Regions from separate parts of the Homo sapiens genome. Here region 1 is linked to region 2. Evidence: chromatin contacts called from ENCODE Hi-C or POLR2A ChIA-PET data. All regions are on one chromosome and are shown on one strand. Each heading gives the region's core, a stretch centred on a gene start or an enhancer-like site at or near the end of the contact. The rest is flanking DNA. Distances are from core to core; before and after follow the strand shown.

What was found. A loop is a pair of places that touch in the nucleus more often than their neighbours do. ChIA-PET counts read pairs that join two places held with the same protein, here RNA polymerase II (POLR2A). Pooled maps may share reads with other maps.
Region 1: a map of naive thymus-derived CD4-positive, alpha-beta T cell shows a loop between it and region 2 (26-fold over the local background). The contact joins the promoter of SIRT1 here to the enhancer-like site in region 2. A Hi-C loop is called at or near these places in 1 of 168 maps with a recorded cell type or tissue (naive thymus-derived CD4-positive, alpha-beta T cell) and 8 of 50 pooled maps. POLR2A ChIA-PET finds 5 or more read pairs at or near these places in 1 of 52 experiments (activated CD8-positive, alpha-beta memory T cell).

What each region holds. Positions count from the first base shown.
Region 1 is chr10:67,883,103-67,887,368 of GRCh38, reverse strand. It overlaps SIRT1 (sirtuin 1), which reads right to left and starts at 2,713. Exons shown (of 9, transcript NM_012238.5): 1 at 2,218-2,713. The coding sequence starts at 2,647. RefSeq lists silencers at 2,008-2,127, 1,924-2,218, 2,653-2,837, 2,338-2,877, promoters at 2,645-2,820, 2,647-2,858, 2,646-3,677, 2,648-4,266 and enhancers at 2,958-3,117, 3,138-3,197.
Region 2 is chr10:67,610,926-67,614,871 of GRCh38, reverse strand. All of the region lies in intron 2 of CTNNA3 (catenin alpha 3), which reads left to right. Among named protein-coding and RNA genes, the nearest start is that of CTNNA3, 83 kb to the left of the region's middle. Within about 2 kb of position 1,716, at least 3 of the 41 ENCODE cell types and tissues checked have a DNase peak (open chromatin) inside an H3K27ac peak, as active enhancers do.

The DNA.
Region 1 (4,266 bases), core at 1,464-3,963, 270 kb before region 2:
AAAATGTATGAACGGTTATAGAGCAATCATTTTCATCGAGTACAGCATTTAACATTTACACGGCGTGTGTAAAGCATGCCTATGGGGTCAGCTTGCACTGTTCATTGGAACAGTTTCTTCATCTTTAGGAATTCTGCTCACTCAGTTTCAGCCAAAATCTAAAAATAAATTAAGTCTACTTAAAAAACAGAAAAGATAGCCGGGAGCGGTGGCTCACGCCTCTAATTCCAGAGCTTTGGGAGGCCGAGGCAGGCGGATCACCTGAGGTTGAGAATTCGAGACCAGCCTGACCAACATGGAGAAATCTCGTCTCTACTAATAATACAAAAATTAGCCGGGCATGGTGGCGCATGCCTGTAATCCCAACTACTCAGGAGGCTGAGGCACGAGAATGGCTTGAACCCGGGAAGCGGAGGTTGCGGTGAGCCGAGATCACGCCATTGCACTCCAGCTTGGGTAACAAGAGCGAAACTCCACCTTTTAAAAAAAAAGAAAAGGAAAAAAAAAAAGAAAAGATAATAATCTAGCTAGAATGTATCATACAATCACAAACAATAGCGTTCGTGAAACGTGTAATAAATGGACATTTACATAAAAACGTCATTCAAATATAACCTTGGCAATGCGCACGTTAAACTTACACAATACTACAAGTACCTCTGCATTGTTTCCTCTATTAAATAAACAGTATTAATAACACAATTATTATTAGGTAAATAATAAATTAGTACTCAACTGTGTTGCTTGAAATCAGGGTCTCTTTACTAAATCAGTCCCTAAAAACACATATTACTTTTTTTTTTTTTTTTTTTTGAGACGGGGTCTCACTCTGTTGCCCACCCTGGAGTGCAGTGGCAGGATCACAGCTCACTGCAACCTCGAACTCTAGTACCTGGGACTAAAGGTGTGCGACACCACGTCCCGCTTTTTTTACTTTTAGTAGAGAGGAGGTCTCGCTATGTTGCCCAGGCTGGCCTGAAACTCCTAGGCTCAAGAGATCCTCCCGCTTTGGCCTCCCAAAGTGCTAGGATTACACGAAAGAGCCACCGCGCCCGGCCTGACCCAAATATTGATAAAGATGAACACCTATCAAGGATAGAAACTCCTCAGATCAAAAATAAGAAACCTGACCGGGCGCGGTGGCTCACGCCTGTAATCCCAGCACTTTGGGCGGCCGAGGCGGACGGATCACGAAGTCAAGAAATCAAGACCATCCTGGCCAACATGGTGAAACCCCGTCTCTGCTAAAAACACAAAAATTAGCTGGGCGTGGTGGCGGGTGTCTGTAGTCCCAGCTACTCGGCAGGCTGAAGGAGAATCGGTTGAACGCGGGAGGCGGAGGTTGCACTGAGCCGAGATCGCGCCACTGCACTCCAGCCTAGCGACAGAGCGAGACTCCGTCTCAAAAAAAAAAAAAAAAAAAAAAAGAAACCTTCAAGAACATGACAACTGCAACATATCTGCTTCATTATGCTAGAAGTGTTAAGTTTGTGTCTCAATACTACATACATACAAAAAAAGCATGTTTAGCCCAAACACCATTACCGCACAAGAGCAAGATTAGAATAAAAGTAATATGAACAGCTCTAAAAGTACTCTCTCTCCCATACCCACTCCTAACTGCATTACAGAATGGTAATGTCTTCAGGAACAGCCACGTTCTTTAAATTTTGCAAGCTGTGACTATAGAAACAGCTTTCCTCTTTCAAAAATTGTAATTTCAGTCATAAAAATATAGACCAAAAAAAGCAAACTGCACAGGTGTCAAGTTTGCAAAAAGCAATTGAAAACGCAGACCAACGGGACAGCCAAAAAGTTGCAGACTTAAGTGTGCTGGGGGGTAGAGGAGAAAAGCAATGAAAATAAAAAATAAAGAAAAAGAAAAAAAAAGCTCTAACAAAAGCAATATGCTAAAAGAGTAAGAGGGGGAGAGAAACTTATTTTAAAGCGACTGCGAGAGTCTCCCGACCTGGCTGCTGCGGAAAGAACAAGGCCGCCCAGGCGGGCCACGGACGGAGGAAAAGAGCGAATCCACTGGCAGCTCGCGCAGTAGGAACCGCAGCCCCGGAGGAGCGCGGCTGAACGGAGGGCCGGGGTGGGGAGGGGAACGCCGCGGAGCCTGCCCCGAGCCCCCAGCCGCCCTCAACCTCAGGCCAGTAGGAGCCCGGGGAGAGGGAGGAGGAGATGCGCAGTTCCGGCCGCCCGCACCCTGCGCACCTCGGTACCCAATCGCCGCCGCCGCCGCCTCTTCCTCCTCCTCGCCCTCGTCGTCGTCGTCTTCGTCGTACAAGTTGTCGGCCAGCGGTGGCTCCCGAGATGGGCCCTGCAGGCCCGGCCCATTGTCTCCTTCCCCAGCCGCCGCAGTCGCCTGGGCCTCTTGCTCCCCGCCTGCCGCCGCCGCCTCTGCCTCCGCCTCCCGCCACAGCGCCGCCGCCGCCGCACCCGGGCAGCCCCTGGCCGCCGCCGGCACCTCACGCTCTGGGGCCGCCCCACCGGGCTCGCCCGGGCTCCGCTCGAGGCCGGGACCATCTCTCCGCGGCCTCTTGCGGAGCGGCTCCCCGGCGGGGGACGACGCGGCCTCCCTGTCGGCCCCCGCCGCCGAGGGGGAGCCGCCGGGCTGAAGGGCGAGGGCCGCCTCGTCCGCCATCTTCCAACTGCCTCTCTGGCCCTCCTCCCTCGCCTCCTCTGCTCCCGCTCGACGCGCGGCACTGGCGCCCCCGCGGCTCCGGCTGCGGGAGATTTAAACCCCATCACGTGACCCGCCCCATCGCCGCCCCCGCCCTCTCGGCGCTCCCGCCACCCACGCGGGCCAGACCACAACACTACGGGTCACGTGGCGGGCGGAGGCTGTTGCGTCTACCGCTCCGCCTGGGCTGGAAGCGCACTCGGCCCCGGCGGCCGGCGGCCCTTCCTCTTTGTGGCGAGCGTGTAGTGCAGCCAAATTCGCCCCTCGGCCGCTTTCTCAACTTCTCTTTCAAACTGACCTCAAATCACTACCGCCGGAACAGCTCAAGTTTTGGTCCGCCCTGGGAATTTCCACGTCTTCCTGAAGTGTACACCTGGCCTGCCTTAGCCTTGTCTATATTTAGCTAAGGGTTAAAACACAGCTGAAGCTGGCTAAGACTTAGCTCCCTGAAATACGTTGGATAGTCGTTCTGTTTTGTTAATAAGTAGGAAGAGAGGCAAAAGGAGGCGGCTCCTTTCCCACTCTCCTCACACCGTTCTGACAGCTCCTCTTTTGCTCCTTTTTCTGCTCCTTGCTTTTCTCCTTAGTCGGTTGCTTTTTTCCCCTCTCTCCCATCACTTGTAGGGTGGTATACATTGTAAAATCCTTGAAGGCATATGTCCTCCTGGGAAGACCTTTGACGTGGAGGTTTGGAGATCAGCCGATCTACTTTCTGGCCCCAGCTTGGCTTCAAACGTGTGTGAATTCCCTCCTCCGGGCCTCAGTTTTCTCACGTGCAGAATGGGTTTGTTGGGTCAGTATGAGAGCATGGGAAGGAAATGACTTGGCCTCCATGCACATCTGCCCTTGGTTAAAATTTGGAGTCCTTCCTTTCTAGCGTGAGCTATCTAGCCGTTTCTAAACTTAATTTTTCTCATGTCTTAAATGGTAATAAGTATTTTAAAACGTCATAGATTTAAATGAGATAACCAGATGTAAAACGAGGGGTACCTAGTAGTTCAAAAGGCTTAGTGGAAAGCCCTTCCACTTTCCTCTCTCCCTGAAATTCTGGCACACTGTGACTCCATATCTAATCTTAACTAAGGACCCATATAACCCATGGTAGATCTAGAGCCAGTGTTTGTTATGGCATCTGCCTGGAGCACAGCGTTTCTATCTGTTTAAAGGACCTCTACGAGTTTATGGTACACTGTCCCTTAAGCCTAGTATGGGTTCTGGCCATACTGCATCAATTACCTGCGTGACTTTAGGCAACCAACTTAAAGCTGTTTCTTCATCCTTAAAATAAAAAATAAAAAGCTGGAAATATATCGCTAAGGTCCTATCTACATCCAAAAGTCTTATTTCATCTGGTCACCACTATTCATTTCTGAAAGTAATCATCTCCAGTCCTAGAAGCCTTAAAACCATCTTTGGTTGCGTGGGGGTCAAGGGGAGGGAGAGCATTAGGACAAATAGCTAATGCATGCGGGACTTAAAACCTGGCTGGGCGCGGTGGCTGCTGCCTGTAATCCCAGCACTTTGGGAGGCCGAGGCGGACAGATCACCTGAAGTCGGAAGTTCGAGACCAGCCTGACCAA
Region 2 (3,946 bases), core at 467-2,966:
TGATAGCCAAGGAGCAAGGCCTCAGGAGAAACCAAACCTGTTGACACCTTGGTCTTGGACTTCTGACCTCCAGAACTGTAAGAAAATAAATTTCTGTTGTTTAACCCAGGGGTCCCCAACCCCTAGGCCTCCAGTGCCAGTACCAGTTGAGTACCCCAACTGGTGCATGTCCATGGCCTGTTAGGAACTGGGCCACACAGCAGGAGATGAGCAGTGGGTGGGTGAGCAAAAGAAACTTCATCTGTATTTACAGCCAACCCCCATCGCTTGCATTACTGCCTGAGCTCTGCCTCCTGTCAGATCAGCAGTGGCATTAGATTCTCATGGGAAAGTGAACCTTATTGTGACGTAGGTTGCCTACTCCTTATGAGAATCTAATGCCTGATGATCTGCCACTGTCTCCCATCACCCCCAGATGGGACCGTCTAGTTGTGGGAAAACAAGCTCAAGGCTCCCACTGATTCTACATTATGGTGAGTTGTATAGTTATTTCATATATATTACAATGTAATAATAATATAAAGTACACAATAAATGTAATCCACTTGAATCATCCTGAAACTGAGAGGTGAAGCCAGCTGGACTTCCTGGGTCAAGTAGGGGACTTGGAGAACTTTTTTGTCTTACGAAGGGATTGTAAAATGCACCAATCAGTGCTCTGCAGCTAGCTAGAGGTTTGTAAAATGCACCAATCAGCGCTCTGTAAAATGGACCAATCAGCACTCTGTAAAATGGACCAATCAGCAGGACATGGGCGGGGACAAATAAGGGAATAAAAGCTGGCCACTCCAGCCAGCAGTGGCAACCTGGTAGGGTCCGCTTCCTTGCTGTGGAAGTGTTGTTCTTTCACGCTTCAAAATAAATCTTGCTACTGCTCACTCTTTGGGTCCATGCCATCTTTAAGAGCTGCAACACTCACTGCAAAGGTCTGTGGCTCCATTCTTGAAGTCAGCGAGACCACGAACCCACCAGAAGGAACCAACTCCGGGCACAAAAACGTCTACCCCCACTCCACCCCTGGGTCTGTGGAAAAGTTGTCTTCCATAAAATGGGTCTCTGGTACCAAAAAGGTTGGGGAACCGTGGCTTAAGCCACCCAGTCTGTGGTATTTTGTTATGGCAGCCCTAGAAAACTAACACAAGGATTGAAAAAAATGAAAAAATCAGTAATAAAAAGGATGTGCCAGCTCTTTTTATTTGTAGTTTGAAAATGAATTATGTAACGTGTCTTTGTTGGGGGGGGCAAAAAAAGACTGGATATAATATACTTGATCCTAGATTACATTGAACTGATCAGACCCCAACTAAACTAGACAGGAGATATGGCAGAAAATCCCACATTAAGGACTTCCTTTTAATGAAAGCTGCTATGTGTTATCACTAAACTTTAATTTTGCTGTAGCAACCCATTCTTTTGGTAACCTCGTATGAATCACTGAACATTGTGACTCTTGATTTAAAGGCTTCTAAAATGTAGGGTTTTATTCTTTTTTTTTTTTCATCCAGTAAACCACTGTTTGTTTATTTTTCACAGTACGCTGGCTCTGTGTTTTCAGGATGAGTCAAGCACGGCCCCTGTCCTTATTGAGTTCGTGGTAGAGCAGAGGAGGCAATATGTGAACAGCTAATTACAAGACAGTATAATGAGTGATACAAGAGCTACGAACAAGGAGCTGTGAGGGGAGGGAGTCACCCCAGGTTGAGGTTGCTGAACATTTCCTGTTCTGAGCCTAACAAGTAGTTTGTGGTCAGATTCCACAGATAGAAGATGAGAATGAAAATTTAGTGAGCAGTGAGATCAAAATTGCCTCAAAAGCTACGCTAAAGAGTTTGGACTTTGCTTGTAGGCAGCAGGTAGCCTACAGGTAGTGCAAATATGAGAGATTTACATTTTCAAGAGACGGCTCTAGTGGGAATGTAGGGCTGGTGCAGAGGCAGTGAGACCTCTCAGAAGACGCTTCATGAAAGATTCAACGAGGGCAGAATCATTGCACACACTTTTCATAATGATAGATTGGTGAATGGGGCAGAGAATGATGCCCCGTTTCTGTGTCTTGGATGACAAGGACTTGGAGAGGAAGATGAGAGAGAGACTAGCCCAGATGACCTCTGGGTTTCTGCTTCAGGTTAGAGGTGTTAGCCACTGAGGTAAAAAATACAGATGGTGGAGAGGCAGGTTGATGGGCAAAGGCTTCTCTACTTTGGGCATGCTGTGTTTTCATTTTCTATCACCTATTACATTAAATATTAACTCTTTCTTTGACTTTTATAACTTTTTATTTAAGATGAAACCTATTTCTTGGCCTTCTCACCCTATTGCCTGTGTTTACCCCACAGTTTGCTAAGTTTGGCTATCTGCTATTTTCAGACAAAATAAATTTTTTTCTCTGCCCCTTTGCACACAATTTTCTTTCCCTGGCTTACATACCTCCCTTTTATCTCTTCTGGTAGAAAATTATCTGTTCTTAAAGGCTCTTCTTGGAAGTCCTACTTAATCCTTGTGAATGTTTGCAATTTTGGCAGCACTTTCTTTGTACTTATATAAGTGTAAACAGTTATCATTCTGCCTTTAATGTTGCAACTAGTTGTGTATTTCTCTTATTGCCATATTGGAGCTTATTCATATTTATTTCCTGAATGCCTAGGGTATTATTTTGAACAAAATATAAGTGTTTATTGGCTTGAAAGGAACTAAAAGAAGATTGAAGTTGGTTTGGGGGGGTGTTGAATGTTATCTAGAGGCATTTTTTGGGTTCTCAACCCTTTAATCTTCCTCTGTACTTTTGTTAATCCAGTAAGGGTTGTTTTGGTAGAAGTAAAAGAATAGTTGAAATTATCAATGACTTGAAGAAGGGACACCCCCTCTCCTCCCCGAGACTGGTTTGTACCTTTTACTTTGAAAGATCACAGTTTTTACTTATCTATAGGCAGTTTTATTTTTCTACCCTTCTAATTTCTTTCAGAACCCTGTTGAAGTTTTAGCTAATTAACATAGCTTAAATGTCTTATATTTTATTTCATACATTAAAATTAACTCAAGGGAGCAAAAGTAGCCCTGAAGGCTCCTGTGAGCTATTGGAGGAAGGTTGAAATTCAAAGTGTTTTAGCTAATAAACAAGAAAAGAGATGGCTGTTAACAGGGCCTTTTTATACTACAATGAGGGTAGAATTAAAAAAAATCAGAACTATATTGGGAAGGAACAAGGTTATAGAATATAATTGTGTTACCCAAGTTGGCATTAAAAAAGACATTTCACGGCCAGGCGCAGTGGCTCACGCCTGTAATCCCAGCACTTTGGGAGGCTGAGGCGGGCGGATCATGAGGTCAGGAGATCGAGACCATCCTGGCTAACATGGTGAAACCCTGTCTCTACTAAAAAATACAAAAAAAATTAGCCAGGCGTGGTGGCAGGTGCCTGTAGTCCCAGCTACTTGGGAGGCTGAGGCAGGCGAATGGTGTGAACCTGGGAGGCGGAGCTTGCAGTGAACGGAGATCGTGCCACGGCACTCCAGCCTGGGCGACAGAGTGAGACTCCGTCTCAAAAAAAAAAAAAAGTCAACATATTCTACAGTGTTCATATTGTGTGCCAGTGTGGCTCTATATAATGACAGTTGATGGCTTGGTTCATTAAGCTTATCAATTTAATTTTCAGCATCTTTAGAGCATTTAGAGAAGCACACCTAAATTTGGAAAATCTATAAAAACCTTTTTTATACTCTTAATTTTAATATATAAATATTTTTACACACCATTGAAAATATGTCCGGTTTTGTGGAATGTTAAACTTGCAGAATTAATAGAGTGGGAATTTCTTCTTTATAAATTACTTGAAACTTTTAATTTAGCACCATTCCCATGGAAGTTCCTTCCTGTATCTACGATGAAGGTGTGTCTTTATAGCCTAGCACAGATTTACAGACTAAAGAAAGTAAGCAAACCCAAGCTC